4 separate regions of the Homo sapiens genome follow, and regions 1, 2 and 4 are each linked to region 3. The links are chromatin loops, found by intact Hi-C in ENCODE. Cell type or tissue: B cell. All regions are shown on one strand. Region 1 holds the start of TTTY15 (testis expressed transcript, Y-linked 15). Region 2 has its middle 180 kb from the start of NLGN4Y. Region 3 holds the start of TMSB4Y (thymosin beta 4 Y-linked). Region 4 overlaps UTY (ubiquitously transcribed tetratricopeptide repeat containing, Y-linked).

What was found. Hi-C counts contacts between places; a loop is a spot of excess contacts. Peaks named below come from ENCODE experiments on the same cell type or tissue, not always from the same donor. Only the 100,000 strongest peaks of a DNase experiment are listed, where the experiment ranks them.
Region 1: a loop joins it to region 3, with 30 times the contacts of the local background. A loop is called at or near these places in 5 of 110 quality-filtered maps.
Region 2: a loop joins it to region 3, with 34 times the contacts of the local background. A loop is called at or near these places in 3 of 110 quality-filtered maps.
Region 4: it touches region 3 in a loop (5-fold over the local background); 3 of 110 quality-filtered maps call a loop at or near these places.

Annotation. Positions count from the first base shown.
Region 1 is chrY:12,658,792-12,666,791 of GRCh38, forward strand. It overlaps TTTY15 (testis expressed transcript, Y-linked 15), which reads left to right and starts at 3,561. Exons shown (of 4, transcript NR_174088.1): 1 at 3,561-3,915; 2 at 5,849-5,895. It overlaps LOC112268311 (a long non-coding RNA gene), which reads right to left and starts at 4,701. Exons shown (of 2, transcript XR_002958838.2): 1 at 4,513-4,701; 2 at 2,524-3,960. In B cell, no CTCF peak of the experiment used is centred here; DNase peaks (open chromatin) are centred at 3,430 and 4,560.
Region 2 is chrY:14,337,406-14,345,405 of GRCh38, forward strand. No RefSeq gene overlaps it. Among named protein-coding and RNA genes, the nearest start is that of NLGN4Y, 180 kb to the right of the region's middle. RefSeq lists an enhancer at 3,085-4,284. In B cell, no CTCF peak of the experiment used is centred here; DNase peaks (open chromatin) are centred at 3,526 and 7,676.
Region 3 is chrY:13,700,247-13,708,246 of GRCh38, forward strand. It overlaps TMSB4Y (thymosin beta 4 Y-linked), which reads left to right and starts at 3,653. Exons shown (of 2, transcript NM_004202.3): 1 at 3,653-4,189; 2 at 4,979-5,778. The coding sequence starts at 4,090. The coding sequence ends at 5,013. In B cell, no CTCF peak of the experiment used is centred here; a DNase peak (open chromatin) is centred at 3,575.
Region 4 is chrY:13,364,683-13,372,682 of GRCh38, forward strand. It overlaps UTY (ubiquitously transcribed tetratricopeptide repeat containing, Y-linked), which reads right to left. Exons shown (of 30, transcript NM_001258249.2): 9 at 4,574-4,667; 10 at 1,585-1,711. Among named protein-coding and RNA genes, the nearest start is that of MIR12120, 110 kb to the right of the region's middle. In B cell, no CTCF peak of the experiment used is centred here; DNase peaks (open chromatin) are centred at 3,349 and 6,689.

The DNA of each region.
Region 1 (8,000 bases), 1.0 Mb before region 3:
ATATTCCCCTCTGGCAACACTGGTGGAGATATAACTTTACACACTAAACCATATGAAATTATCAATGTTTATCAATTATCAATATTGGTTGCTTCTGACATACAAACAAACCCTGAAAGTTTATGATTCAAATAAACACAACCACTTTGGGAAACTATTTGACACTATCCATTGAAGATAAGCATATGTATACTTAAAAACTCTAGGAATTCCACTAATAGGCTTAGTACAAACAAGGACATATGTCTACCAAAATACATGGACTATAATTAATGACCCAAATGTCCATCAATAGTAATGAGACAGATATGTTCTGGTATTTTATATGTTATAGTACATAAATGAAGCTCTTGGATATAATATTGAGGAGGGAAACCAGAAACAAGTTTACTGCCACATGAATCTTTTTTTTTTTTTTTTGAGACGGAATCTCGCTCTGTTGCCAGGCTGGAGTGCAGTGGCGCTATCTCGATGCATGGCAAACTCCGCCTCATGAGTTCAAGCGATTCTCCTGCCTCAGCCTCCTGAGTAGCTGGGACTACAGGCGGCTGCCACCACACCCGGCTAATTTTGGTATTTTAGTAGAGATGGGCTTTCACCATGTTGGCCAGGATGATCTCAATCCCTTAACCTAGTGATCTGCCCGCCTTGGCCTCCCAACGTGCTGGGATTACAGGCGTAAGCCACCATACCCAGCCCACATGAAACTACTTATATAAATCAAAATCAGGTAATGATAGAAGTCAGAAGAGTTAACGGAAGGCGGGTGGTGGGGAGGCAAGGACTAGGAAGATACGGTTCTGACATGTTAGCAGTATTTGTTGGAAGAGACAGACTTCCATCAATCTTGCATTTCTTATATGCCTTCCTGGGTATGCCACAATGCAATATCCTGACAACACTTTATCTATGTTATTTTTCTTTTTCTTTTTTTTTTTTTTTTTGAGACAGAGTCTTGCTGTTGCCCAGGCTAGATTGCAACGGCACTATCTTGGCTCACTGCAACCTCTGCCTCCCGAGTTCAAGGGATTCTCCTGCCTCAGCTTCCTGAGTAGCTGAGATTACAGGTGCCCGTCATCTTGCCCAGCTAATTTTTGTATTTTTAGTATTGACAGGGTTTCATCATCTTGGCTAGGCTGGTCTCGAACTCCTGACCTCATGATCCACCTGCCTCAGCTTCCCAAAGTGCTGGGATTACAGATGTGAGCCACCACGCCCAGCCTATCTATGTTATTTCTTAGTAACCTAGACAGATAAGGTAATATCATTCTCTACTTTCCAACAGACAAAGAGCAAGCTTGCTTATTTTGCCTTAGTATAAACGTAGTAGAATTCCAAACTGTTCCTTATCTGCAATGCAAGGAACTGCATTGCACTGCTGTCTGACATATAAATATGTGGGCCCCTTTGCATCACTCGTACGTGATTTAGGAAGCACAGGTAGTCTGCAAACATGATGCTCATGCTGCTTGTTCTGTTACAAGTAGTAAAGGCCTTGATACTGCTTGTTTTTGCCTTTATAAAGTCTGCGGATCTTAGTCCCAAAATACTGTCTTTGGATCCACTAAATAGTAACAGGTGAATCTTATAGCTTTTGAGAAAGGTAAAATAAAATCCCAGATCCAACAGAGTTCTATATTAAAATGGTGGTAGTAACATCGGTAGACCTGTGTATTAGTGTATTATTACACAGTGTATTAGTATTTAGTGAAAATTGGGCTGTGATGTTTATAGGATGTATGTTATACAATAAAACCTTACCAGCAATAAAGAAAAAAATTAGCCTATGTCTGCATATCTATACCTATCAAGACTTCTTCAAAGGAGAAGTAAAGTTAGTAAGTATAAGGCAGGAATTAAGTTCTAGAGTATCTTTTGATTATGATTATTACATGGGGCGCAGATGTAGAGCACAAAGTGGGCTTTGTTAGGGGCTTAGAACACTTGCATTCTATTTTTTTTTTTTTTTTTTTTTGAGATGGAGTCTTGCTCTTTTCACGTTGGCTGGAGTGCAGTGGCACTGTCTGGGATCCCTGCAACCTCTGCCTCCCTGATTCAGGCAATTCTCCTGCTTCAGCCTCCTGAGTAGCTGGGATTACAGGTGCCTGCTCTGACAGCTGGCTAATTTTTTGTATTTTTAGAACAGACGGAGTTTCGCCATGTTAGCCAGGCTGTTATCAAACTCCTGACCTCAAGCGATCTGCCCATGTCGACTTCCCAAAGTGCTGGGATTACAGGACCGAGACACCGTGCCTGGCCAACACTTGTACTTCTTATCTTTGCTGGCTGATGATCTTGGGCAGTTAACTTATTTTTTCTAAAATTTTTTTATGGAAAACCAAGGATAGCAATACATGTATTAAGAACTTCATAAGATAGTAAGTTTTGCATGATATCTAATCCTAACAAATCTGCAATTTTGTATGTGTGTGCTAGGTGAGTACAAAAATGGACAAATAATACCAAGAGTCAATCTGCAACATATAAGAAATATCTTCAATCATGAGCAAGTGGGGCTCATAATGGGAATTCATGACTGATTTAATATGAAATATTAATCGATGTAATATACCATACTAACAGATTAAGGAACAAAGGCGAAATTACAACTGAATACATCTTGCAGGAGACAACAACTAGGCTTTTCTCCTATTCGTCCAGATAGATGGTCTGGCCCAGGATTCTACAGAAGCAGCTCTTCCAGTCACCCCAGGCAAGGGTCTCAGGATAGGGTAGGTTTACTTGCATGGCACACGATGCGAGAAGTGGTGGCCCCTTAAAAGCTGCTCTATGAATTCCCAGGCGCCGCAGCACGGTCTCAGGATCTCAGCATTCAGGCTCACTTTTCTATGTACTGTTCATCCTGAGAAAAACTTGAAAACTGGTGATGTTTTCATGCAGGCTGTTATCGGCCAGAGCAGAGATTAACGATGAAGTAAAAACCAGTAGTGCAAGTGGAACCGTCAGAGCAACATAGTTGGGACACAAAAGATTAATCCCTTAGCCATAGCACCTCGCCTGGCGTTGACTTCTTTCTTGACTATGCCATACACTCTGCGTCCTACCAGTTCACATCAGATTTGCAGTCTTACTAAACGCCTTTCGTACTCCCACCTGTCCAGTAATCAGCTGTTTCCACAAGCAGTTACAGAACTAAAAGCGATTAAGGACAGGAATTCTATAGCTGAAGGGGCAGCGGATAGCCAGTGCCGTCCTGGGCTATTTTTATTGTGTGGCCCTAGCTGCAGCTATCCCAGTGTTGGTGATGAATACGCTTCAGTCGGGACTGAGGTTTCCGTCTAGGGCACCAAGGTGTTGCCAGTTCCGCTGCTTCTGGGTATAGAAAGAGTAGAAAAGGGGAAGAAAAGTAGAAACAGCAACCGTTAGCAAAGAGAGGAAGACGTAAATCAGAGCAGGGGAGGCCCTAGGGGCGGGGCTTGGCGGGGGTGGGGTCTTGGAGGGTCGCAGGTCGCGGCGCTGGGGATGGTGGGAGCCTGCGCAGCTGGCTGGGCGGTCTCTTTCTCTCTCTCCTTTTTTTTTTTTTTTTTTTTTTTTTTTTGTCAGCCGGGTTCAATGCGCCATATTGAAGAGGACGGGTCTAATAGATCGCTGGAGACACAATTTAACTGAACCCCGCCCGTTGTGGACTGACTTTGATGCTCTGAGTCCCTCCCTCCTTCACGCCGCTAGCAGGCCCTGATGTAGATTGCCTTTGTCTTACTTGGGACGTTTACCTGAGCGCTTGGTGCTGGTGTCGGGACCGGGAGATAGGAGTGTCTCAGGAGAGACCTGGCCGAAAACCGCGAGAAAGAAAAGTGAAGCCTAGTGAAACTGCCTTTGCAGTGACTCAAGAAAAACTCATCACCTGGAGTCCGTGTAAGCTCGGCGACAGCCCTAGCAGCGAGGCCAAAACAGGTAAAGAGGGCTACTGAATGACAAAGAGGTAGCGGCATCGGTCACCTGTATAAAGAGATGGACGCTTCTTAGGCCAAATCCCGGTATTTGTGAGCAATGTCTTCCTCAGGCATGCAGGCCGCAGTCACGACCGCGTGCCTAGAAAGTACCTAATATCAAAATATTTTACAGATATTTTGTTGTCCGCCATTCCCAGGTGTAGGTCTGAGTCTAGTCTCTATTTCCCACTGTCGGGTGCCCTGATTACGTGGACCTGGCGCCTGTACCGTAAACCACCCGCGCCTCCGAATCACCGACAGACAGATGTGAGATAATGTCGGAGGCTCAGGGGATTCTGAGTATGTGCGTTTCTTCTTTTGCCCTACCGGGCTTGAGACTTCTTATTTCGGAGGGCTAGGGGCAGACGCGGGCGGAACTGCTGTGTGTGTATTTTGCACTGTAAGGAAAAATGGCCGCCTAGCCTCCCCCGCCTTCCCTATTTCTCGTAATGCCTAAGGTGAAGTGGGAGGATTAAATCTCTGGTTTCACAGGAAGAACCTCCTGTCTATGCCCGGGGCCTCACTCAGAGCCAGGGACTAACCGCTCCTGGTTACACACCTTGCCCCACGGTCCTTCACAGGCTCGAAACTGGCTCGTTGCACCAAATGCTCTTACCCAGGTGGAGTGATGAGGAACGGAGTTAGGCGTTAGCTGTCCTTAGTCATTAGGCCAGACTTCTTGTCCACCTCCCGCAATCAGCCCTCACCATCTGACCTGAGAGTCTGCACCAGGTTTTTGCCCTCTTACAGCCTTATACCTCCTCTTCCTCTCCGCTACTTTGCTAAACGCCAAGACGCAGTATGACGTATTTTAATGAACAATTCGGTTCCGATTTAGTTTGTATCAGATCTCCTTTCTGTTCTCTACAGAAACAACTTGTCTCTGTTAGTGGTTGAACCTGTTTTTGTGATAGCGCATTACGCATAATGTACTTTTTCGGTATCTCAAAATATTAACTTAGACTTATGGAGCAGATATTTTACTAATTTTTATGAAATTTTTTGCAAACTAGAAATTTACACAGGAATTTTAAACGTTTATATTAAGAATGTTATTTATAAAATTTGCGCATAAGTTTACTTAATTTGTACGCTGCCCGGTGTATCTTACTTGTTCAGAAGGTTTTTAAGTTTGAAAGATGTATACGTAACCCTTAACTATTAATGCTGGTTTTTTGTTTTTTGTTTTCTTTTTGAGACGGAGTTTCGCTCTTGTTGCCCTGGCAGGAGTGCAGTGGCGCGATCTCGGCTCACCACAACCTCCACCTCGCGGGTTCAAGCGATTCTTATGCCTTAGCCTCCGGAGTACCAGTGATTACAGGAATGCGCCACCACGTCGGGCTAATTTTGTATTTTTAGTAGAAACGTGGTTTCTCCATGTTGGTCAGGCTGGTCTCGAACTGCCGACCTCAGGTGATCTGCCCGCTTCGGTCTCCCAAAGGCCTGGGATTACAGGCGTGAGCCACCGTGCTCAGCCTGGTTTTTGTTTTTGTTTTTTTAAGGGGGGCATTCTCTTACTGGGCAACTCGTTCATCCTCTAAATCCACAAAACAAGATCACTGTTAAGAAGGAAATACAGGTTCTTTCACTACGAAACTTTCAAGACTTCTTTTCTTGGGGTTCATTCTCATTAGTAATTATCCGATAAACTAAGTACCAGATCATAAGGTACCACGGTTGTCTAAAACTATACCGTTAAACTTTAAAAATATACACCATAAACTTCTACATTTTTCTTAGTTTGCTGCTTTAATCACTGCCATTTTCGTCTCTGCAAATGCGCAATTGTTTAAAAGTGTAAGGATTTGTTTTTCAATTAGAAAACTCATTGATATGCTTTTAACTTTCTCGCTTCACATGCTTTTAACTTCTCGCTTCAAACTTTATTCTTACAGTTTGGGAAGAAAGAAAACCTAAAGTATTTGCCGTTGGTGATTCAAGGGTGAGTTGGGAGTATTTTTTATTTCACTGACTTGAAAATAAGATTGTGGGATTTTAATTATTTCTTGTTGCCGTTTTCTGTTAACGGTGATTGCGTGAATGTTTACTCTTGTCAATCTTGTCTTACTGTTACAATATTTCTTTTTGTCGGTTGGCTTTAGTAATATATATGACTGTGGGTCCGGGTGTGGTGGCTCACTCCTATAATCCCAGCACTTTGGGAGGCCCGGGCGGCTGGATTGCCTGAGGTGAGGAGTTCAAGACCAGCCTGGCCAACATGGTGAAACCCCGTCTCTACTAAAAATACAAAAAAAAAAAAAAATTAGCTTGGCGTGGTGGCGGGTGCTTGTAATCCCAGCTTCTCGGGAGACTGAGGCAGGAGAATCCCGTGAACCCGGGAGTTGGAGGTTGCTGTGAGCCGAGATCGCGCCACTGCACTCCAACCTGGGCAACAAGAGCAAAACTTCGTTTAAAAAAAAAAACAAAATATGTATATATGACTTTTCATCTACACTTGGAGAAAATTTTTATAATGACTACATAATGGCAAAAACATTGTATTTGAGAATCTACGTAATAAAGAAGTGATTTTTAACAGATTTTATTTAACTTATTGAGACCGTAAACCACCCGTGCCTCCCAGTCACAGACAGACAGATGTGAGATAATGTAGGAGGCTCAGGGGATTCTGAGTATGGACATTTCTTATTTTTGGGCTTTTGAATGGTTACCGTGGTTTGTCAATGAAAATGGAAAAGAAGGATTTCTTTTCCAGGCCAGGCACAGTGGCTCATTCCTGTCATCTTAGCAATTTGGGAAGCCGAGTCAGGCAGATCACCTGAGGTTAGGAGTTTGAGACCAGCTTGGCCAACATGGCAAAACCCTGTCTCTACTAAAAATACATACATTAGCTGGGCATGGTGGTGGGCGCCTGTGATCCCAGCTACTTGGGAAACTGAGGCAGGAGAACCACTTGAATTCAGGAAGCAGAGGTTGCAGTGAGCCGAGATCTGCGCCATTGCACTCCAGCCTGGGAGACAAAGCTGAGACTCTATCTCAAAAAAAGAAAAAGAAAAAAGAAGGATTTACTGTGGGTCTTTTTTTCTTCTCGGATGTTGAAATGCGTTTTCCAGTATCTAGCATTACGTATTTTAATGGATATCTTCTAATAGATTTTTTCATCAGATATTTATGAGGCAGCTTACAGTTTTAGAAAGTAGGTATTTGTCTCAACTTCAACATTCACTTCTTGGTTTGTTGCACAAATTAACACTTTGTTAGCTTTTTGTTGTTTTATAAGATTCGTTTTTAAACTACAGTAGACAGTTTTGTTTTAGCATTTTGATGTGGAAACCATCCTTTGCTTGAGTTAAAGATAATTATTTCAAATCTATGTTTTTTAAAAAATGTGCATTAAAGGATTGGTAGTCATTTTTGTGCAATAAACGAAATATTTTTTCTTATTGCATAAGTTAGTGTAATAGCTTTATTGAAGTATAATTTACATATTAAATGTTTCTTTTACATATACAACTTACTGGTTTCTAATACATTTACAGAGTTCTGAAACACTTCCAGTTTTAGAACATTTTCATCACTCCAGCACATCCTTGTTCCTTTTCAAGCCATTCCCCACTCATATCCTCAGCTCTTGGTAATCTGTAATCTTCTATATCTACAGATTTGCCTTTTTTGGATGTTTCACAAAAATTGAATCAAAATATGTAGTCTTTGTATCTCACATCTTCCACATAGATAATGTTTTTGAGATTTGCGTCTTCCATGTAGATAATGTTTTTGAGATTCATTCATGTTGTAATATGGATAAATACTGTGTCTTTTTTATACTAATGGTATATCATTATATGGGTGCAGTTTACCTGTTTACCAAGTGTACATTTGGTACACTTGTTTGCAGTTTGGGGTTTTTATAAGTGAAGTTGCTAGGAACATTAATGTACACAAGGCTTTATGTGTGAACAATTAGGGTTTTTGTTTCTTTGTTACATTTTAAGGACTTTAAGAACAATTACAGGGTGGGGCACAGTGGCTCATGCCTGTAATCCTAGCACTTTGGGAGGCCAAGGCGGGTGGATCACCTGAGGT
Region 2 (8,000 bases), 640 kb after region 3:
TGTTTTCTTATGTACTGCTATGCTCTATTTTATAAATGACTTGGGGATACAAGCACACATATACACACGTATCTCCATATTTATTTTAAAAACTGTCTAGCTTTAAATCAAAATATAAAGTATATAAGGGAAAACAAGTTATCAACTCATTTAAAATTACAGGAAGGCTATAATTCAATTCATTCTTTGAAGCATTTTGAAAGGATAAGATGTGTCAATACATTGCAATTAAGTTGTTTCACTGTATAATTCATTTGCACTATGAAATCTCTGATGTTTCCTGAATTGATGCATCTTGTATCCATTTAAAATATACATGAATTATTTTCATTTATATTTGAGTTGCCACTGACTAAATTTGGATTTTTATTTCCCTAAGTGGAAATTGAGCTTTCCATTAAAACAATCAATGCCATTTTTTGTGTGTGCCAAGGTTTTCATCCAGTGATGAGTATACCTAATCTGTAGCTGTGGAAGATTAAGGTGGTCACAGATTCTTTTTAGTTTCTTTCTCTAAGAAGGAAAGCCTATTTTCTTGCCCTATAAACTGGGGCTTCCCTCCACATTTGATTATGTTAAAGTGCCGAGTCTGGACTTCAAGAAGCTCTGGAGCTTCCACTTCCTCTGCTTAAACACTGATATCTGAACATGGCTAAGCTGGCCTCCTGGAGAAATTGAGACCATATGGAGCGGAGGTGCAGCCATCTTAGCTGTTCCATCTCTCCTAGGTTAGTCCCCATCCACATTACTGAGCCAAGAGATACCACAAGCAATAGAGATGAGCAATCCTAGCTGAGCTCTGCCCAAATTAGCAAACTGAAGTATCATGTGTTAAATAATCAACTCTTGTGTAAGCCACTGTATTAGTTCATTCTCACATTGCTAATAAAAACATACCCAAGGCTTGGTAATTAATAAAGGAAAGAGGTTTGGTTGACTTGTAGTTCGGCATGGCTGAGGAGGCCTCAGGAAACTTACAATCATGGTGGAAGGGGAAGCAAACACATCCTACTTTACATGGCAGCAACAAGGAGAATAGGAGCCAAGCCAAGGGGGAAGTCCCTTATAAAGCCATCAGATTTCTTGAGAACTTACTCACTATTATGAAAATAGCATGGGGAAACTGCCCCAGTGATTCCATTATCTCCCACATGGGCCCTCCCATGACAGGTGGGGATTATGGGAATTAAATTCAAAATGAGATTTGGGTGGGAACGCAGTCAAACCATATCAGCCACTATATTTTTATGTATAGTGTATAGGTTCCTAGCCAAAAGATTCTTAGACTCAGGGGTAGCAACAGATAACTTAGTTGACATCCCCCTACTAAACATTAACTGAAGACTTAATTACAAAATATATCAGTGCAAAGGCTGATAAAAGATAATATATGAAAAACAAACTTGGGTAATGAAGAAAATGCAATTATGTGTCAATATTTACCTTGTCCTTTTTAGAGAAAAAAAGCACAAAATTATGTTTTTTTATATATGATAAAAGCAAACAAGTGGACAAACAGATTGTCTCCTAGAGCCAGTTTTTTAGGGGGATTTGTCTCATAAAAAGTGTATATAGCAGCTATATTAAAGAACATGCAGAAGTTATTTTTTTATATCTGATTTTGGCTGGGCATGATAGATAGCTCATGTTTATAATCTCAGCACTTTGGGAGTCTGAAGTGATGTAGTAAGCTGTGATACAACCACTGGAATCCAGCCTGGGCAACAGAGAAAGATGCTTAAAAATAGTTAGAGAAAGCTGGAGTTATAGAAAGCCAGTCTAGTGTCAAATGGGTGATTATTTCTGGGGAAATATTTTGATAAGGGAACCAAGCTTAGAAGACCTAAACATATTGTATGATTGCTATACCACTTGCACTTTTTTTTCAACATATCCTTTATTCCCATAGTGCTTTTGTTGGAGTTTGCAAATTTAATATTGCACAGTTTGTCCATGAATACCTTTAATAGAGTTAGTCTAATGATGATGGTGTTGGTGTTCTACAATTGAAAGAATCCTGATTTACACATGTGTTAAGATAGAAAGTCATTCTTGACTTTATATATACACTTAAAAACTTTTTATCAAGATTTATTTCATGAAATGTTAAATATTCAGTGGTGTAAGCAATTATCCGGTTAGACTTTTTATTTCTGTGACTTAGCACAAGAAAATACTATTTTTGCTCAGACAATATTGTGTGTGGGTTACGCGTTGATCATTTTAAATATGAAAGAATAACTGCATAGTGTTTGGACAGTTCCAGTTTTGCACATCATGGCCTCCCTAGGGAATTGCCAGGATGAATTAGATGTGAACTGCACCTCGAGTAGCATGCACTTATGTTGAATTAAACAGCAAAAAGCATCTACTCCAAACAAAGCTTGTAGTGTGTGAATAGCTGTCACAGACCTGCTTTTGCTAATGATGATTTGATATGAAATCCAGATGTTCCTGGAGGAAGGGAGATAGCATTAGTGCCCTGATTTCTCAGCCTGTCATGAAACCAGGCCTTCACAATGTGACCACATTACAGCTTTTCTCACCAGAAAGTAGGGGATAGTTGATCCCTAAATTTTGAGTTCATCTCATTACTTGGTTTAGCAATGTTACAATGGGTGTCAACAGTGGCAGAGATTTTGAAAGTTCTTGTGCTTTTTCTTGTGCTCCTGCAGTTGGCCCCCATCTTTAGCTCATGCCTGAGCTAGCTTGCTGGAAGATAAGAGACCTATGGTGCAGTTATCTCAGATGATAACCATAGGAGTGAAGTCAACAGGGAACCAAAATACCATTTGGCTGAACACAACCTAAATGTGCAACCCATAATCCATCTCATAAGTTAGACAACTGCATTTTATTTCAAGCCATCATGGTAAGGTAAAGGGTGTTTGCTGTGCTGCATTATTGTAGCACTAGATAATCAATCTTTTCTTAAGCATACCCTGGTTTTATTGACAGTAGTTGTTCCTCAGTATCCAGAGGTGATTGATTTCTGGACCCCCCCACATGTTTCAAAACTTGAGAGTGCTCAAGCCTTTATATATAACATCGAAATGAGACAAGAAGTCTTCTCTTGATGGAAGGTCTTTCCTGGATAGAAGGGTTCACGGTCTCACGGGCTTCAAGGAACAAAGCTGTGGATCACAGCTGCGAGTGTTATAGCTTGATTACAGAAAGGCAGGGACCTGAAGAGTGTGCAGTGGCAAGATTTATTAAAGCGAAAGTGAAAGTAAAACAAAAGCAAAAGTAAAGCTTCCAGGCAGTGGAAGGGGGCCCAGAAGGGTTGCTGTTTCTGGCTTGGATGCCTTATGCTTGTATCCCCTTAAGAATCTTCCCGTTTTCCTTTTTCCGTCCTGTAGGATTAGCTTATTTTCTATCACTTGTAGGTTGGCAGGCCTGATTGGTTAAAAGCACTAGGCTACAGCTGCAGCTTAAACTCCCTATATGATTGATTGAAGTTTCAATCTGTTAGTTTGCAGCTATGACTCATTGTGGCTTAGAGGAAAGTCCCCTTTAATTGGTTAGAGTTTCAATCCCTTAGCTTGCAGCTATGACTCATTTTGGCTTAGGGGAAAGCCCTTGGGGAAGTCCCTATTGACCCAGGAAGTCCAGACAACTTAGCCACTTAGTCTCTCAGTTCTCCATCTCAACAAGAAAGCCCAAGTGCTGTTGGGAAGTTGGGCAACAACTGTTCTAGCTACTTACTGCTGAACTGGGGCATAGAAGTGGCTCTGCAGTTGAGTTTTCCTCAGGAGGGGAGTCTTCAGTGTCATGGTGAAGTAACAGGTTGGCGGTTCAGTCTAGGGGTCCTCGATAGCAGGTGCTAGTGGTGGTCATTTGGGGCTCCATCTGTAGAACCATTCGCAGTTTCATGGATTCTATTCTGAAAGGATAAATTTTACAAGGAGGTTAAAAATGCAGGCTCCACAGATAGGCAACATCACAATAGCCACCAAGGGTCCCAAGAAGGGCAGAAACCAGGGCATCTATTGGTTGACAATACTCCAAGACCTGTGTCTTGAAGCTCTTGTGCCTGGCAGTGTATCTGGTCTCAAAGCTCCCTAAACTTCTTGGTGACAAGTCTAGATTGATTAATGACATAGCAGCACTCTTCTCCTAGAAAAACACAGGTTCCACCTCTTTTGGCTATTAATAAATCTAAGGCCCTCCAATTTTGAAGGGCTACTGTTGCTAAAGGGTTAGGCTGGCTTTATAAGGTGACCAGTGAGTCTGCAACTCATTCCATGTCATCATTTAACTCCTGTGATAATTTGTACTAGAATTGAGTGGTGGTGGTAATGCCACCAATGCCAGTTCCTAGTCCTCCTTTTATCCCAGCCTCAATAATAAATGGCAAGACTACTGCCCATTTGTAACGGGGTTTGGGTAAAAGAAAATCCTGTAATTCCTGATCCATATAGACAGTCATAGGGGGGCACCAAAAAGGAGAGAAAGCATAGACTTTTGGAGGAACTATTTAAGCAGTGGTAAGCTGAGAAGCCACAAACAAAAAAGATCCCTGATGGTAAGCAAGAGAGTCGTGGAGGTAGGGTAATCCATGTTTTGCACTGGAAGATGGCTGCATTAATGGTTGTGCTAAATTTTACACAGGTGAGATTTGATGTATGTGTTATTTCTAGACTTGAGACTAAAGGGCCCACCAGGGCTGTGGTGTTTGTTCTCAGTTCATGGCTTTCCAATGTTTGGGAGCAGGAACTGGGACAAATAGTTTAAAGCATAAGGGGAGGAACATCCAGCAGTCAGTTGGATTTTGGCTGGAGGCCTTGTGAATTTCAGCAATGGTGACATTAAATAAATTTAGCAAGTGGTAGTGACTGACTAATCCTTGTGCTTTTAGGTCTTTGACGATCTTTTGTAACCCGTATTGGGCTTCTGGTCTGAGGGAGTACAGCCTTCGATAAGGAAAGGAGGTAGGATCCTTTAATTTAACTTGAACTGGATAAGTGTTTTTTGCTCATCTGTATTGTCCTTTCTCTGCTCACACTTCAGGATTAACTCCCTCCTCGAGTAGAGGGCAGCAAACAGGTATTCCTTCTCCTATATTCAATATATAATGCTCCCTGCTTTAGCAGTATATAACTATATAGTGGTCTCTCCCTAGTAAAGGAGTAGGGCTCTCAGGAATAATAAGAAATGCATGAGAGAAAAATAAGGTTCCCCAGTCACAACTTAGGGAGTGGGAGAAATGCCTAGTGACTGGCTGTCCTAGGAACATTTTGATGGTGACATACCTGGACAGTAGTTGTCCAGGACAGAAGAGTAAAACTGAGAAGGCCACACCAGTGTCCAGGGGGAAGTTATTTTCCTGGACATCAATGGTTAAGCTTACCTGGGGCTCTGTGCAGGTGATGGCATGGGCTGGCAGGCACCCTTAGTCCTGTGTTAGACCATCTGGTTAGTGGCCTCTGGCCCAGAGGACCTTTGCCCTCAGGGGCAGTGTGCCTTCCAGTGATCCCCCTGGCACAAGGGACATAGATGAGGGGTGGCTTATTTTGGTTTGGGCAGTCCTTATTGAAGTGCCCCTGTAAGCCACACTGACAACCAGCCCTGTTAGGTGGGTTGCCTGCCCAGCCTTTCTTTCTTTTAGAGCCACCAAAGTTTGTCTGCCTGAGAGCCATGATTAAGATGGCGGCCTTTTTCTTGTCTAGTCTGTCTCATTCAGCCTGGTTCAGCCTGCTCCTCTTGGTTCCTATTATAAAACACCGAAGTGGCCAAATTCAATAGAGTTTCTAAATTTTGCTTGGGGCCCAGGGCAGGTTTTGAAGTTTTATTCTAATGTCTGCAGCTGACTGAATGACTGAACTTATCCTTTAAAATTAGTTGGCCTTCAATAGAGTCAGGTGACAAGGAGGTATAGTTTCTTAATGTCTCCCTTAGCCTCTCTAAAAATGCCATAGGGTTTTCTTCCTTTCCCTGCATTATGGTGGACATCAATTAGTAATTCATTGGCTTTTTTCTGGTCTTTCTTAATCCCTCTAGTATACAAGACCGTAAATGCCTGTGACTCCAGCCTCCATGCTCCGAATTGAGGTCCCAATGGGGATCCACACTGGGAACCGCCTGTTGGCCCCTGTGGAGAACTGTTTCCTTTCTTCTGATGTCATTTTATCATTTACCTGGCTTAGCTACCAGAGATCCCCAAACTCCAGGGCCACTTTAGTTGGGAGTTAATGTTTGACCTATCAACAATATAATATCTCTCCATGCTAAATCAAAAGATTGTCCTAATCCCTTTAAGAGGTCTATATATCCATCAGGATTATCTGATAATTTTCCTATGTCCAGTTTGATCTGTTTTAAGTCTGAGAGGGAAAAGGGTACATGTATTCATGCCAGGCCAAAGTCTCCTCCTCCTCCCATGGCTTGGAGGGGCACAATCGAGGGCCATTGGCACCTTACGGTTCCTTGACTATCTCTTTGTCTGGTTGCTTTTGGGCCAAAGGGAGAGACCTTACTAGCGGGAGAGAGAGATTTGGGGAGACCTGAGTATGGAGGTGGAGAAGTTCTACAATTCTAATCACTGATCCCAGACAGGAAAGCTGGTAATTAAAGTAGACTCTACAATCTGAGGTAAGTTTAGGGCAAAAAAAGGAAAAATGTCATAGACCTTCTATCAGCCACTGGCATGCCCTTTGAGGTCCCAGACAGTGCCTAGGGTATAGGTTATGAGGGACAGGTCCTGTATAAGTATAGTGATATCCATTTGCATAAGAATAAGGCTGGGGGCACCATGAGCAAGGGTCTTTGGATTGCCACCCCACTCAACTTAGGTTCCTAGCCAAAAGATTCTTAGACTCAGGGGTAGGAAAGATCCTAGAGGATAGGGCCTCAAGAAAGTCTTCTCTGAGGACATTAGGACCCAGGAGGCATGGGTCAGAAAAGACAGAGAATGCACATATGGGCAGCTGCAGAGTAGAGGCTTCTCACTGTGCCATGATCTAAACCAGGTCAGTGCCAGGAGTAAGGGATGACAGTTTTCTTCCTCTAGCCAGCCCTCAGCTTTTCCCAGGAAAGGCAGAGAAAAGTGGAACTGGTTCCAGCAGATCAATGCTCTAAGCACAGAGGGATGGGGGTAATTAAAGAAAGAGTCCTTTCCCAGAAAGCCTCATACCTGTGTCTTAAGTCCAGTGGCCATGCTTGTCACTTTTAAATGGCAGACAGGTGCCCAGTGTTTTCCTCTAATTTCTGGTGAGAAGATAGAAGAGAATAGCAAGCGAAAGGGGTCCAATGTTACTCACTGCTATGGATAATCCCTATATGGGCGACCAGAAATGAGATGAAAATTCTTCTCCTGATCTAAGGTCTTTTCTCAATTGAAGGGTTTCTGGTCTCAAAGGCTTCAAGGAATGTAGTCATGGACCAGTGGTGAGTGTTACAGCTCAATTAGAGAAGGGCACCAACCCAAAGAGTGTGTGCTGGCAAGATTTATTAAAGCCAAAGTGAAAGTAAAACTTCCACGCGGTGGAAGGGGACCCAGAAGGGTTGTCATTTCTGGCTTGGGTGTCTTATGCTTATATCCCCTTATGACTTCCCCACCTTTTCCTTTTTCTGTCCTATAGGATTAGCTTATTTTCTATCTGTGGGTTGGCAGGCCTGATTGATTAAAAACATCAGGCTGCAGCTAGAGCTTAAATTACTAATATGATTGGTTGATGTTTCAATCCCTTAGTTTGCAGCTGTGACTCATTTCGGCTTAGGAGAAAGTCCCCTTTGATTAGTTGAAGTTTCAATCCCTTAGCTTGCAGCTATGAGTCATTTTGGCTTAGGGAAAAGCCCCTTGGGGAAGTCCCTATAGACCCAGGAAGTCCAGCCAACTTAGCCACTTAGTCCGTCAGTAGTATTTGCATTTAACCTACATACATCCTCTTATATACAGTTAGCCCCATGTTCTACATCTGTGGATTCAACCAATATTGGATCCAGATATTTGGAGAAATCAAGAGCATCTATAATGAACAATAAACACCTTTTTTGTAACT
Region 3 (8,000 bases):
ATGGATTTAATTATCTGCAGAAGAAAATAAGCTGATTAGAGTCTAAAGTAGCTCCGTCACTTAAGAAAGTCAATTTAATGAAGTGTGAGAACTGTTCATTGAGCAACTACTATCCTCCAGACATTGTGGAAAGCAAAACAGCCTCCTCTTCTTACAGTGTTCCTGGTGATTCTCAGGCACAGAATAGGGAAATAAACGTGAGAACTTTTATGTGCCCTTTAGTATATATAACGGGGTTATCTCAGTACTTTGTTATAGAAAGCCATAACTCATAACTCTGTTACCTACATAAGGGTTCTTTAGGCCTCAGTTTTGTCATCTATAAACCTCTCTTTATGGAGAGGCAGTAGAAATGAAATGAAAAAAATTGTAAAACTCACAAAACTTGACTTTTAGAAGGTGTCAACCAATAGGAACTCGTATATTTTATTCACTGTAAAACTAACAAAAGACCTGATTTTTACTGGTACTTTATAAGACAAATCATAATATCAAGACATCTAAAATGTTTAATTTATTCTAAACAGTAAAACAGTTACTTTATTATTTTGTCCCCAACCTTCCATCCTAATAATACTAACAGTGCAATGAGCTTACTAATTGTCATGCACTCCAGAGCATTTAATCCTCCCAATCTGTGAGGTCGGTACTGCAATGAACCCATTTTATAGATGAGAAAACTCTAGCACAAAAAGATTCATTCACATGGCCAGTCATGTAACTTTTAAAAATATTCCTTTGGTTTGCACTTCCTTGTATCTGAACAACCCTTCCCTTTCCATTCTCTGTAGGTTTCCTGACCAGTTGGCAGGTCAAGCCCAATCAAGGGAACTCTTTTCTTTTAAGCAGGTCACCTCTCTCTCTTCTCTTTGTTCCCACCTGCCTATCGGTGTCTCCGCACAGTGGAAAGCTGCTTGCTACCGCACTGGAAAACTTCTCCAGACGTTTCCAAGTTTGCATTCGACCGTCTCCTTTAGGGAATTGATTCAGTGAGGCCTAACCCTTTCTGAGAAAAGCCTTTGGGAGAAGAGGCCACAAGAAGGTAGTGGCACTCCTTTGTCATCAGGAGACATGGGGAGGAAATAAATGACTTTCTACAGCAGCTGGGTGAGGGGAAATGGAATCGCAGAATCTGCGGGAACGGTGTAGGTACAACGGCAGCTGCAGGCTGAACGGGCGAAAAGCCACCCTGCAAGATCTTTTCTGTTTCAACGATGAAGTGGACTCCCAACATGGAACAGGGAAGGGGGACTGTTACCAGACAGGTGACATTCGGTGCACGCACGAACAGGTCCTGTGCCCCATTCGGAGGGCAAGAAGGCAGCCACCCAGCAGAACATTACCTAGGGAACCAGATGGCACCTGCCTCTGCTCATCCCCACCTTCTTCCTCCCTAGGAAAAAGGAAGTCAAGCAATTGAAGAAACGGGGAAGTCTGTGACTCTAATCCCCAGCGACACAAAAACCTGTGCCATCAAAATAATTAGCAACGGATTTCTAAAAAACATTTGCTCAGGTTACAGAAAAAAAGAAATATTTTACACACTGCCTTGTCTCAGAAATAATCACAGTTAGGCCTCTTTGTAACCGGCGGGTCTTCCTTTCACACGCCATTTGCAGGCGCAGGACATGGTATTTGTAACTAATTTCCATTAGCAAGTGGGTCACTGGAATTCACAGTCAGGTGTCATTTTGAAAAGTGCTTCCCTCTACCCAAATCTTTTATATTTCCAGATGCAGTTGCACTTCGGAGATGTCCTAGTGCTGGAAGCACTCCCTTAAAAATATAGTTTGATTTTTGAATTTTATCTTATGATGTTAGAGGTAATGGGACTATAGTCTTTGGAATTCAACACAGTCCTTCTTAGCAATCACTCTGACAATTTATGAATATAAAAAACAAGAAGGAAAAGAATTTCCTCATTGTCAGGCAGTAAGTCAATGGCAGAGCTTCAAATTGACTTATTTTGCTAAGAGGGAGCTATAAACTCCAGACAAATTACTCTACACCCAGAGTGTAGAGTACAATATTACCCTACACTCAATATTACTGTTGAGTGCCTACAAAAATTATGCTAATGAAACAATATGGATGTTACAAGGCTGAAAGTTTCTCTTTTAAAATCACTGAGGGTTGCTTTACCTTCTGCCAAAGGCAAGAGGAACGCCAGTGAGGAAGAGGTCCGGGGTGGGGCGCATAGGCCTCCACTGGTCTGAAAGCTGAGTCACAGGAATGATATCCCTGTAGCTGACCAGGCACTCCAGGGAGGGACACCGCGCCTTTGCGTGCGTATGTCCTCAGTAGGTAAAGCCAGTTTCTCAGTAAAACAATGCCTGTTACCCTAGGTATTACTCCGACCCTTAAATAATATGCACCAGTCCGCAAGAGCAATTTTTACGCTCCTGTTGTAAAAGGGGAAAATGCGTTTTGAAGGAAGTGTTGGAAGGTGCTTTGCTCATTTTATCTTTCGCCATCGTTGTGGTTAGGGGGCAATGGTGCACCTAGGGTGGCGTTGGGGCTCCCCAACCGCCCGGCAGCTTTCAGACGCCCTTCCGAGACGTGGAGCGAAAGACTTAAGCGGGCCTGTGGGTGACATCAACTCATTTACATAGGAGGGCTATAAAGTAGCGCCTGCCCATCCCGTCCTGGCAACTCCGCGGTGGACACTGTGTAGACTAGATTTCACTCCCTTACGCGCCTGGCTTAGGTAAGCCCCAGGGCCCCTGCATCCTTACTCCTTCTACCCTCCCCTTCATGCCGCGCTTGCCCCTTCATTATTCGCGTCCCTGTGAAGACATCCCCTAAAGCCAAGCCGAGTGATTATCCCCGGGAAAGCTGCCTTGGGGAGGTGGGGATGCGAAACACCCTAGATGCTGGGTAATGCGGTGGGGAAATCGATGATTTAAGAACAAAGCAAATAAACCGGCGTTTATGTACTGCCGCTCGGAGGGTTCGTGTTAAAATTTCTTAGTGTGCCGAGGCGGGCGGATCACGAGGTCAGGAGATGAAGACCATCCCGGCTAAAACGGTGAAACCCCGTCTCTACTAAAAATACAAAAAATTAGCCGGGCGTAGTGGCGGGCGCCTGTAGTCCCAGCTACTTGGGAGGCTGAGGCAGGAGAATGGCGTGAACCCGGGAGGCGGAGCTTGCAGTGAGCCGAAATCCCGCCACTGCACTCCAGCCTGGGCGACAGAGCGAGTCTCCGTCTCAAAAAAAAAAAAAAAAAAAAAAAAAAAAAAAAAAAAAAAAAAAAAAAAAAAAAAAAATTTCTTAGTGTTTGCTCTCAAAGGTATTGTGCGTTGTCTTGGAGGCTGAGATGTGGGAACAGACAGATCCTTTGTTCTGAGGCTCACTCATCTCCCGAGCCCCGAGCCGTCTCCCAGCCTCAGACGGCTCTGCGGGCTGCATCTGTGCAGCCTGGCAGCGGCGGCGCTGCGCTGTGACATTTTCACAGCCCTTCTTGCAGAGGCATGTGTGCTAGGGATGCCGAAATGCCGAGAGCGCCGGCAGGACTAGCTTCCGGGCCGCGCTTTGTGTGCTGGGCTGCAGTGTGGCGCGGGCGAGGAAGCTGGTAGGGCGGTTGTCGCAAGCTCCAGCTGCAGCCTCCGCCTACGTGAGAAGACTAGAAAGCGGGCGCAGGACCAGGCCTGCGTTGTTTGCAGAGAGGCCGTGGCTACAAAATGGAAGTGCTTTTGCGACCTGGGCTCCATTTTAGGAATTCTTGCCCGATTTTAACCACTTGAACGCGGAAGTGGCTTTCCTATTCTCTTCCAAGCCAGCCTTTAATTTTAAACGCTGTAATTAACAGTTCACAGGGGTCAAATTCCTTTATTCCGGAACATTCCACTTTGAGAGGGATCTGTCCTCTTTGGTCCCCTGCGTTTTCAAATATTTGAGGAAAGGTGTCGCCTCTTTTTCTGTGGAAAGAGGAAGCTCATGAGCGCGAAACAGCAGGGGACGGAGGGCGAGAAGGGCTTTCTCAGGTTGCGGGTCGGAGGGCAGAAGCACAGTTCCCAGTACAGAGACCCGGACAGGTGGCTGTTTCTCACGCTCACTTTGGATTGCTCCCTACGGCTTCCTCCGCAGCCATGTCTGACAAACCTGGTATGGCTGAGATCGAGAAATTCGATAAGTCGAAACTGAAGAAGACAGAAACGCAAGAGAAGAATCCATTGTCTTCCAAAGAAAGTAAGCTCCGATCCTCCCCCATCTTTAGAAAGGCTGGAATGCGAGCGGGCGGTGGGAGGGCGGGAGACTGGGAGCTGCCACGGGAAGAATTCGGGAGGCAGGGGAGGGCGCTCAAGGAGCAGATAGTTGGTGAATGTGGCTTGCAAAGGTTAATTAAAAATCAGATAACTTTTAGTGCAGTAATCCCAACACTTCGGAAGACCAAGGCGGGGATCACCTGAGGTCAGGAGTTCGAAACCAGCCTGAGGAAACCTCGTCTCTACAAAAAATACAAAATTAACTTGGTTTGCTGGAGGGCGCCTGTAATCCCAGTTACTTGGGAGGCTGAGGCAGAAGCATTGCTTGAACCTGGGAGGGGAAGTTGCAGTGAGCCCAGATCCTGCCACTGCACTCTAGTATGGGTGACAGAGGGAGACTTCATCTCAACCAAAACAAAAACAAACAAAACAATAGGGCGATCCTTAAGGGGGAAGGTTGCATGAACACAGGGTTCATTAATTTAATAATGCAATATTTAATGCGCTATAATAATATACAAACACATTTATCACTGAAAATGTACGGCTATTTAATATACTCAATATACATTTTTTATTTGATTATGACATGCCTAGCTAGGTACACTTGCAGAACGTTTAGGATATGACAAGATGTTGCAAATGAAAGCCCCTTAATTCCATATTAGGCTGTACTGAAACCCCTTAATCATCCCATCCATATTAGGCTGTACTGAAACCCCTTAATCATCCCACTCCATCTTTTTCCTTTTCTGTTTTTTTCTGGTCGCAGCTATCGAACAGGAGAGGCAAGCAGGCGAATCTTAAACAGGCATGTGCCACCAATATCTACTGTACATTCTACAAGCATTGCTTTCTTATTTTACTTCTTTTACTTGTTTAACTTGGTTAGATGCAAACACGTTGGATGAGTTTGAAAGGACTATGCTGCCCTTTTGACATCAAAGACCTGCTGACAATGGAGGCCACGCCTGCTTCTCCCATCGCCTGTCTGGCTGGCAGGGAAGGAAAATAGCTTGAATGTTGGTGAAAGACTTAGCGGAGTGGGAGGGCAGTGAAATCTAGAGTAAAACCAAGTTGGGCCAAGTGTCCTGCAGAATCTAAAATGAAGTTTAATCAGCGTGCCATTTTTGTTGTTGTTTGAAAGATTTTAATTTTTGGAATGCACAGTTTTTATTTAAAAAAGACATTTTTAAACCACTGCTTGTGAGATTGCTTGTTGATTGGAAAGAGTGTTTTATTCACCATTTAAACGTTTGCAAAGTGGCGTGCCCCTTGGCCTCACAGGCAAAGAATAACTTAAAAGCTGACGATTTGAATAAATTATGTTACAGTATGAAATATGTTTTACCTGGATATGTAAAATACCTTCTTTATTCTAGCTAATTGGGAGATGATTTTTTTTGGCTAATTGAGATTACCTTTAGATTATGTTTTCAAAACTGGCTTATACTGTAATCTACAACTAATAAGCACTAATTTAGAGTTCAGCTATATTGTTGCATGTAGTGAGAAGGGACTTAATTACAAACTTAAGACGTAAGTGTGCAATAAAGTAAGCTAAGAAGAAAATATGCTTCTAAGACCTGTATTTACTTGGTTTATATTTTCCTTAGCTTTTTATGTAACGTTTTATCTGTGGTCACATTGACATGCTTGGGCTATCCCTACTCCTGGCTTCTGAGACCGGTGGGCAGGGTTCATGCATGCACTGTGCGCGTGCACTCTTCATTGTGGGCATGCACTGTGTACTCTTCCTTCTATTTCCCAAAGTGCCTCACATAGTAATGGACATACATGATGGCTTTAATATACACTTTGCCCCCGTAGTTGTTGGAGAGTTATTAAACATGCTTCTTTTGAGGTCCCTTTGAACACATGCATATCATGTGAAATAGTACAATATTAAATATATTTTTAAAATGTATTTACACAGGAATTTGCCACTGTTTTTGATTGTGCTGATTTGAATCAATACGTATAGTCAATTATATACTATTATATATTATTAGTCCAGAGCATTAGATCATTAGTTCATTCAGCCAGTATTTATTGAGTGCCTCCAACATGACAGGTGTCTTTTTTTTGAGACGGAGTTTTGCTCTGTCGCTTGGGCTAGAGTCTAGTGATGCGATCTCGGCTCACTGCAACCTCCGCCTCCCGGTTCAAGCAATTCTCCTGCTTCAGCCTCCTGAGTAACTGGGATTACAGGCTGCACCACCATGCTGGGCTAATTTTTGTATTTTTAGTAGAGAGAGGGTTTCACCACCTTGGCTAGACTGGTCTTGAACTCCTGACCTCAGGTGATCCACCTGCCTTGGCCACCCAAAGTGCTGGGATTACAGGCCTGAGCCACTTTGCCTGGCCCATGCCAGCTATTTTTATATGCCATAAGAAATACAGCCTTAACTAAAAAGATAGTATCTTACATTGTGTTTCCTTCATCAGCTAGAAGATGTCCTTTTCCTCTAAATCTGATTATGAACGTTTTTATATTTATTTTAGTTATTTATTTTTGTGAGATGGAGTCTTGCTCTGTCACCCAGGCTGGAGTGCAGTGGTGCGATCTTGGCTCATTCCAAGCTCCGTCTACCTGTTCAAACTATTCTCTTGCTTCAGCCTCCTGCATAGCTGGGACTACAGGCGCTCAACCACGAAGCACAGCTAATTTTTGTATTTTTAGTAGAGATGGTATTTCTCCATGTTGGCCAGGCTGGTCTCGAACTCTTGACCTCAGGTGATCCACCCGCCTTGGCCTCCCAAAGTGCTGGGATTACAGGCTTGAGTCACTGCACCCAGCTGAATGTTTTTATAAAGGTATCTAAAATTATTATATCCAGATTTCTCCAAAGCTCAATGGTCAATGAATTCTGATGGAAACCAACTGATGACTTGCATTGCAGTAAAATATTTTATGAGCATACACAAATTGGACATTATAACTGTTGTCTGATATCTTCCAAGAATTCTGAGGAATGCTCCAGATCTAGAAGTGAGTGGAATGGATGGATGCCATTTTAAAATCTTTTACTAAGACTTTGTTATGTAGATGTTGTATTTTTTGAAGAACACTTTCCTGGTAAATTCTTGCCATTCTTGTGTTAGTCTTGTGGGATTGTTGTGGGCAAAAACAGTAGCTCACATGTTAAAGTCCTTCAAAGAACTTAGAAAAATAATAAAACCACGTGGATAATTTGGTCACTTTTTTGTAGGATTTTACAATTTTGAACCTTGGCTAGAGGAGCAAGTTATGGTTGTGATCCACTGAAGGCATTAGAGCTATTCCTGTCACATTATTATCAAACAGGAAATTATGTCTTTCTTCATTACCATATTGAGCTTTTAAGTTGCTGATATCCTTTAGCTACATGAACACCTCATGATAATGTCCCAATTTAGAAATAAAAATATTTCATGAAAATATAATATTTATAATAGTTAATATAATATACAGTATGTAATATATATTATAGTTCTTATAATGTTTACATATATAATATTAAGTTATTAGTATATCATGTAATTCATTATTAATTAATATTATACTTAATTATTCCAATATACTATGCATATAGCACTATCTGGTGATTTTAACCTAAAATAATGACTTCGTTAGAGGATGGAAAAAGTCACTATTTACTCAAGAAACATTAAGCACATACTGTGTGCCTTGCTGTTTTCCAGTTGCCATGAATAGAAAGATGAACAAGACTTGAGCCTAGTCTTGGTCTAGTCAGAAAGACAGACCTGTGTATGTGAATAACTATGCACAGCATGAATCATGTATCTGCTCA
Region 4 (8,000 bases), 340 kb before region 3:
AGGATTTAAAACCCAGGTTTCTGAGTCTTCAATCCATTGATCTTTGCAACACACTAAATTACAATCTAGTGATTTAAAAAAACATGTACATGTACAAATATGTATTCTATCAGACACATAAATATTATACCAGTAGGTATAATTCAGACAGTCAACATTCAAAGTAAGAAAAATATGGAGAAAAAATGTCTGGGTTACCAAAAATTTTTTATGTTCCTACCATAACGAACAATAATAACTTATGCATTTCCTCTAGAATTTCCACTAGCACTGTAATTTGAGAGCTATGATTAATAAAAATATTTCCATATTAATATAAAAAATCACCAGCCAAGATTATAAACAGCAAATTTCTACTGATGACTGACAGATAAAATTAAAACTTGGGGTTTTGCTGAATATTTTTTAAAACGCTAGATATCAAAGGAAATACAATTTAAATACTAAATTGAAAACTATTGGTGATTATTATGTGATGGTACCCTTTAAAACCCTTTTAAGACTCTTTAAAAGCTAGCAATAACTGTACTCAGATTAAGAAAATGTGATGGTGATATCACAACTCTACTAAACACAAAAATCATCCGAGCGTGGTGGCACACCCCTGTAGTCCTAGCTACTCAGGAGGCTGAGGCACAAGAATCACTTAAGCCCGGGAGGCAGAAGTTGCAGTGAGCCGAGATCATGCCACTGCATTCCAGCCTGGGCAACAGAGCAAGACTGTGTCTCAAAAAAAAAAAAAAAAAAGAAAAGAAAAACATGAAAACAAAATGTAGTAAGTAAAAGAAGAGTACCTCAATAAGAGCAACTAAATTCAAAGCTATCTATTTTTACCTCCTAGGAACTTTTTATTTTCTAAGCACATAATATAATTATATTTTAATGTGAAATAAAAAATATAATTATTTTAATTAGGGGGATATTTAAATTATATTTTAAACATTAATTATATTGTAATAAAAATGTAATTATATCTTAATTTTAATTAAATTACGATTATAACAGCAGTAAATAACCACAACAAAACTTCAAGTTTATATGGGAAAAGCAAAATAAAATGTAGGTTCGAAGAGCTATAGGAGTAGTATACAGTGGATACCACAGATTTTGTTTAATAATTAGATTAATAACTACAGCTACACAGACAACTGAAAGACTAATTGGGAACTAATTAATTAATTAATTTATTTATTTATTTTGAGACAGAGTCTTGCTCTGTCACCTAGGCTGGAGTGCAAGGGTGTGATCTCAGCTCACTGCAACCTCTGCCTCCGGGCTCACGCCATTCTCCTTTCTCAGCCTCCTGAATAGCTGGGACTATAGGCACCCACCAACACGCCCGGCTAATTGTTTGTATTTTTAGTAGAGATGGAGTTTTACCATGTTAGCCAGGATGGCCTCGATCTCCTGACCTTGTGATCCACCCGCCTCGGCCTCCCAAAGTGCTGGGATTATAGGCGTGAGCCACCCCGCCCAGCCGGGAGTTTATTTTTAAAATTTCACTTCTCAGATTACATTTTATAAAATCTACAAATGATTTTACATTACAAATAAACTCTAGATAGCACGAGTATTTCATCTCACCTTCCAAGAAAATACCACGATTGGCCAGAATTAGGATCTGCCTCCAAAGACTTTTGGAGATACTGAATAGCATAGCTTTCCTTTGTGGCTTTGTCTCCTACTAGATCCATATTATGATGCATCCAACCTATAATTAAGAAGTTATAAGCATTTACCCATCATTCTACTTCTTCAGTTTCAAGAAAATCATGCAGGAAACAGCAAATTACTTTTTCAGTAATTTATTCATGTAACTTAGATCACATTTTCCCAAAATTTAAAACTACCAAAGTTTAGAGAAGTTTATTTCACACAAAATGATACAATCAAAGCTAAAAAGGGATCTTAAAGCACACACAGATAACTAAATGATTTTAGGAACTGGATTGACATGGAGATGACAAATCAAATTCTCTTTTATAAATTTAGTTTGGAAAAAAATGCAAGTTATAAATTTTAAGTATAAAATTGATAAATTTACTGTCCTTTAAAGGTTACCATGCAGTGAGAGAAATTCAAAAACAACTTTCAACCCCATGCTTACATCCAAAGAATAAAAAAATGCTTATGTAATCAAAGATAATTCATTTACATTCCTTCTGCTGCTGTTGTTGAGACGGAGTCTCGCTCTATCGCCCAGGATGGAGTGGAGTGGCACAACCTCAGTTCACTACAATCTCTGCATCCTATGTTCAAGAGATTTTTCTGTCTCAGCCCCTCAAGTAGTTGGGATTACAGGAATGGGACACCATGCCTGGCTAATTTTTGCATTTTTATTAGTGACGGCATTTCACCATGTTGGGTAGGCTGGTCACAAACTCCTGGCCTCAAGTTATCTGAACACCTCCGCCTCTCAACAATGTACTGGGATTACAGGCAGGAGCCACCACACCCATTTATATTCTTTTTAATAGCTGCTTTCGGACTTTTACCTAAAATATAATCCTTTATAAAATCTCAAAATAATACAAAGTAACACTTTAAACAACTTACAAAAGGCCTCATACATTACTGACATTATTTATTTATAATAATAACATTATTAATGTCACAGCATTAGATAAACAATCACAACAAAACTTCTAGGCTATATGGAAAAAGCAAAATGAAAACTAGGTTCAAAGAGCCATAAGAGTGGTACACAGTGTGTGCCGCAGATTTTTGTTTAATAAATAGATTATGAACTACAGCTACATAAACAATTGAAATCTAATAGATAATATATGCTAAATGCTCAAGTCAAATCAAAAACAGTCTGTCAGCTGTGACTTAATTCAAGTGTATAAAATTAGCTTTCCAAAAGCATCTAAGCAAAACTCTGCCCAATTGCTTTTGAAATTGTGGATAAAACAGTGACAGAAAAAAAATTTATATTACCACCAACTTGAGTAAAAGTTAGGATTTTATTTGCTTAGACCAAAGCCAAAAAATAACTGTACTGAAGGACTACCAACAAACATTAACCCAAATAGCAAATACAATCAAGATAAATAAGCAACGAAATTAATTACTGGGGAGGGGACTTGCTATATTCTATATGATAACATATTATTTTATACTACTTTCAAACACTAGATTACCTTATCTTCAATATGAGAATGTAACAGATTTTTGACAAGAAAACCCACTAAGATGTTCTATAAATTTTAGGTGAAATGTTTCCATTGATCATGTATCAATACAACTATAAAGCAAGTTTAGTATCCACTTACCAGCTGTGTGATAATCTTAATCTAATTTACTTAAGTCAAACCTCATCCTGTCGTCAAGCAGTAGGGGAAGTCCAGAATCCAATACTAGCTGCAGTAAGCACTATCTTTTTTTTTTTTTTTTTTTTTGAGACGGAGTCTCGCTCTGTCGCCCAGGCTGGAGTGCGGTGGCGCGATTTCGGCTGACTGCAAGCTCCGCCTCCCAGGTTCACGCCAGTCTCCTGCCTCAGCCTCCCGAGTAGCTGGGACTACAGGTGCCCGCCACAATGCCTGGCTATTTTTTTTTTTTTTTTTTTTTACTAGAGATGGTGTTTCGCCGTGTTAGACAGGACAGTCTCCATTTCCTGACCTCGTGATCCGCCTGCCTTGGCTCCCAAAGTGCTGGGATTACAGGCGTGAGCCACTGCGCCCGGCCTTGTTTTTTTTCTTTGTTTGTTTGTTCTGAGACAGAGTCTCGTTCTGTTTCCCAGGCTGGAGTGCAGTGGCGCAATCTCGGCTGACTGCAGCCTCTGCCTCCTGGGTTTAGGTGATTCTCCTGCCTCAGCCCCCCATGTAGCTGGGATTACAAATGCACGCCACCACGCCTGGCTAATTTTTGTATTTTAGTAGAGAGGGGGTTTCACCATGTTGGTCAGGCTGGTCTCAAACTCCTGACCGTAAGTGATCTGACCATGCTGGACCCCGACAGTGCTGGGACCTGGCCAGCACTAAGGACTATCTTTATACAGATGGTGAGAAGGAGTGTGCTTGATACTATGTTTATCAACAATGAAAATACACTTAGAAAACATTTATACAGTAGTCCCCCATTACCTTCATTTTTGCTTTCTATGGTTTCAGTCTCCCAGTGCCAAAAAATATTTAATGGAAAAATCTCAGAAATAAAATATAAGTTTTAAATTGCATGCCACTCTGGGTAGCATGATGAAAACTCAAACTACTACAGCTACTCCTACTCTCTCTAGTGTATCCACACTGTCTATGCTACCCACACAGTAGTCACTTAGTAGTCATCTTAGCTACAAGATTAGAAAAACATAATAAAATACAGGGTTTGGAACTATCGGCAGCTTCCAGAGTATCATGGAACATATAACTCCGGTAAAACAGGGAACTACTGTAATAAAATTATTTATTTAAAATTTTACCTCAAAATAATACGTAATAATTAAATGTCACATTTAGTCTTAACCCATAGACTTCTAAATGAAAACAAATGTCTAAGCAGAGGGAAAAAAATTGAACCTCAAAAGGCAAATCTCTTCAAATTAATGTAATGTATAATAAAAGTTTTCATGTACCTAACTGTTGCAATACAGTTGCTTTTACTTGTGCAGGAAGGTTTTCTGTCTGCAAAAGTTGTTCATATGCCTCCTTTGCAGAATGATACTTCCTCTAAAGAGCAAAGGAAAAAGAATATTTAGAGAAAAATAAATATTAAAATAAAAATACTCTTGATTTTAACAATATATACATGGCCATACTTAACTTATAAGTAACAAATAATAAATCAATACGTAATGATGAATATTAAAAATTATAAATGTGATAATAAAAAATAAAGTAATATTACAATATTATTAAAATAGCTAGCAATGAAGATTTACATACTAATAATGTTTAAGAAGTTTCTAGTACCATAAAAAAGTAACAAAGTAAAAATTGCTAATATTTTAACTGAATATTTATTTTGCCCAGGCCAGCCATGTTTCAGATTACAGCAAAAAAACTAACATTAAATATAACAAGGTGTAACCAAATATTCCAACATTTAAAAAAAATCTGTATCTCAAATGCCACAAAAAAACTGCAACCTCTAACTTCATTTAAGTAACATTCATAAAGCTACAGGAGTATTCTATCAGAAAATGCAGTATTAGCCTAGAAATACTTTCAAAGAGAACAGTAATTTGTTAATAGATCAAGTACCACTATTCTTTACAAACTACTGCTCTTAGCAAAAAGTACAGAATCAAAACAGTGCTTAAAATTTAAATTCAAAATTTAAAATATACAGTTCTGGAAAATACTCTTTAGAAATATTTATAATTTTAAAGACATTACATTTTCCATAGATATAAAGTAACTGTTTGTAATATTTAAGGTTATAAGCAATTTTCTAAGTAAAACCATTTGCACAGCTCTACCTCACAAAGTACTAATACAACTAAAACCTATTATTGTTACAGTTATAAAGTTAAACTCAACTCCTCCAAACTAAAATAAAACCAATAAATATTGAATCTGAAATATACATAGCAAAACCATGCTAAACAATGCAGTAAGAAAGTGGCTTGTACTTATAATCTCAGCTGCCTAAGCAGCTTTAACATTTTAAAAATAAAATAACAAAATGATAGAGTGCCACTTCAAGAGCTACTAATGATTGTAACAAATTGGCAGAGCAATATAACTAAATCAATGCTGTGTAAACTGGGACTGAAAATAAATGTAACCAAAACTGACAGAGAAAACAGTGAGAGGTAAACAACACTATTTTTCTCTCTTTCTCTTTCTCTCACACACACATGCAAATAGCAAAACTGACCAAAACCAGGTGAAAGCAAAAGTCACAAGTAATGAAAAATGAAGTAAAATATAAGCACTTAAATTCATAAAAAACACATTTTCAAATAGGGCACTAGAGATCACTGGGGAGTATCAGAAGGAAAGAAAATACAGAGTAAAACATTCAAAATATTTTAACTGCAAAAAATTACAATTAAAAATGGCTAACCATCTCAATGCAAAAAAGCAGGGGCAGAGGGCATGACAAAATGTATCACTTTTTCATGATTAAACAGAAAAAATTGGCTTGGCGAGGTGGCATATGTCTGTCATCCCAGCACTTTGAAAGGCCGAGGTGGGTGGATCGCTTCAGCCCAGGAGTTCAAGACCAGTCTGACCAACATGGTGAGACCCCATCTCTACAAAAAAGTATAAAAATTAACCGGGCATAGTGTCACACACCTGTAATCTTGTAATCTCAGCTACTCAGGAGGGTTAGGAAGGAGAAGTGCTTGAACCTGGGAGGTGGAGGCTGCAGGGAGCCAAGATTGAGTCACTGCACTTCAGCCGAGCGACAGAATGAGAGCCTGTCTCCAAAACACAACAATACAAAAACCCAAACCTCAAAAATTATAAATGGAAGGGAGATTCTTCAATGTAAGAAAGGCCATATGTGATAAGCCCTCCAAAAATGTCAGTGAAAACACTGACAGCTCTTCCCGTAATATCAAGAACTACAAAGGAAACCAAAATCACATTTCTACTCAACTTAGTAATGAAAGTTCTAGCTAAGCAATTAGACAAGAAATAAAATGCATTCAAGTCAGAAAAGCAAGTAAGCTCATTTTCCTGAGATGATATGATCTATTAAAAAATTATTAAGCATACACAACCACACACACACACACACACACATGCACACACAGCAAAGTTGCCAGATTCAAAATCAACATTCAAAAATTAGTTGTACTTTAGTCCCTCCTTATCTGCAGTTTCACTTTCCATGGTTTCAGTTACCCACATGCAAATGAAGTCCAAAAATAGTAAATAAAAAAAATCCAGAAATAAAACAATTTGTAAGTTGTAAACCATGTGCTGTTCTTAGTAGCATTATCAAATCTCACAACATTCATGCCACTGGGAACTAAGTCATCACTTTTTCCAGCGTACCTGCATTATATATATGTACCCACCCTGTACATGCTTCTAAGTCTCTTACTTAGTTGCTATCTTGATTATCAGCTTGAAAACCGTGATCCATATATAGTGTCCAGTACTATTTGAGTTTTCAGGTAACCTAAGGAAAAGTCTTGAAATTGTCTCCCACAAGTAAAGCTGATGGAGAAGTTGTAGGGGTATGGGGATGAGAAGGATTACTGTACACTAACCATAGCAATTAACAATTTGAAAAGAAAATTAAGAAAACAATTCTATTAACAGGATTAAAAAGAAAAAAATTTTGAAGGAACAAGTGTACCAAAAGTGAAATATCTGTACACTGAAAACTACAAAAAATGCTAAAAGAAATTAAAGACACAAATGAATGACAGACATTCTGTGTTCATGAACTGAAATTCCTGATACTTTTGCAATGACAGCACTTTCCAAAGCAGTTTACGGATGTAAAACAATCCCTATGAAAACTGCATACTGATTTGCAGAAAATGAAAAACTCATCCTAAAATTCACATTGCAAAGGGCCAAAAACAGCCAAATAACTGTTGAAAAAATGAAGTGAAGAATTTGCACATTCAAAGTTCATACAGACTAAAACATGATAGTAAATGAAACAATACGGTATTGGTATAACAATAAAAGAGAGCCCAGAAATAAAATGCCCACACAGATGGCAAACTGATTTTCACCAGAGGTGCCAAAACATGTCAATGGAAAATAGTGTTCTAAACAAATGGTGCTTGAAAAATTCAATATCCACATTGAAAATAATGAAAATTGGTCCTTATTTTATACTACATATAAAAAATTAACTGAAAATGAATCAAAGCCCTAAATGTAAGGCTTGAATAGTAAAACTCTTAAAAAAAATTGCATGATGTCTTCACATCTTGGATTTCACAGTGATGTCTTAAACCTGACACTAAAAACATAGGTAACAAAAAGAAAAACTCGACTTCTCCAAAATTAAAACTTCTGTACATCAAAGGACACTATCAAAATAGTGAAAACAGCAAAGTGGGACAAAATATATGCAAATCATGT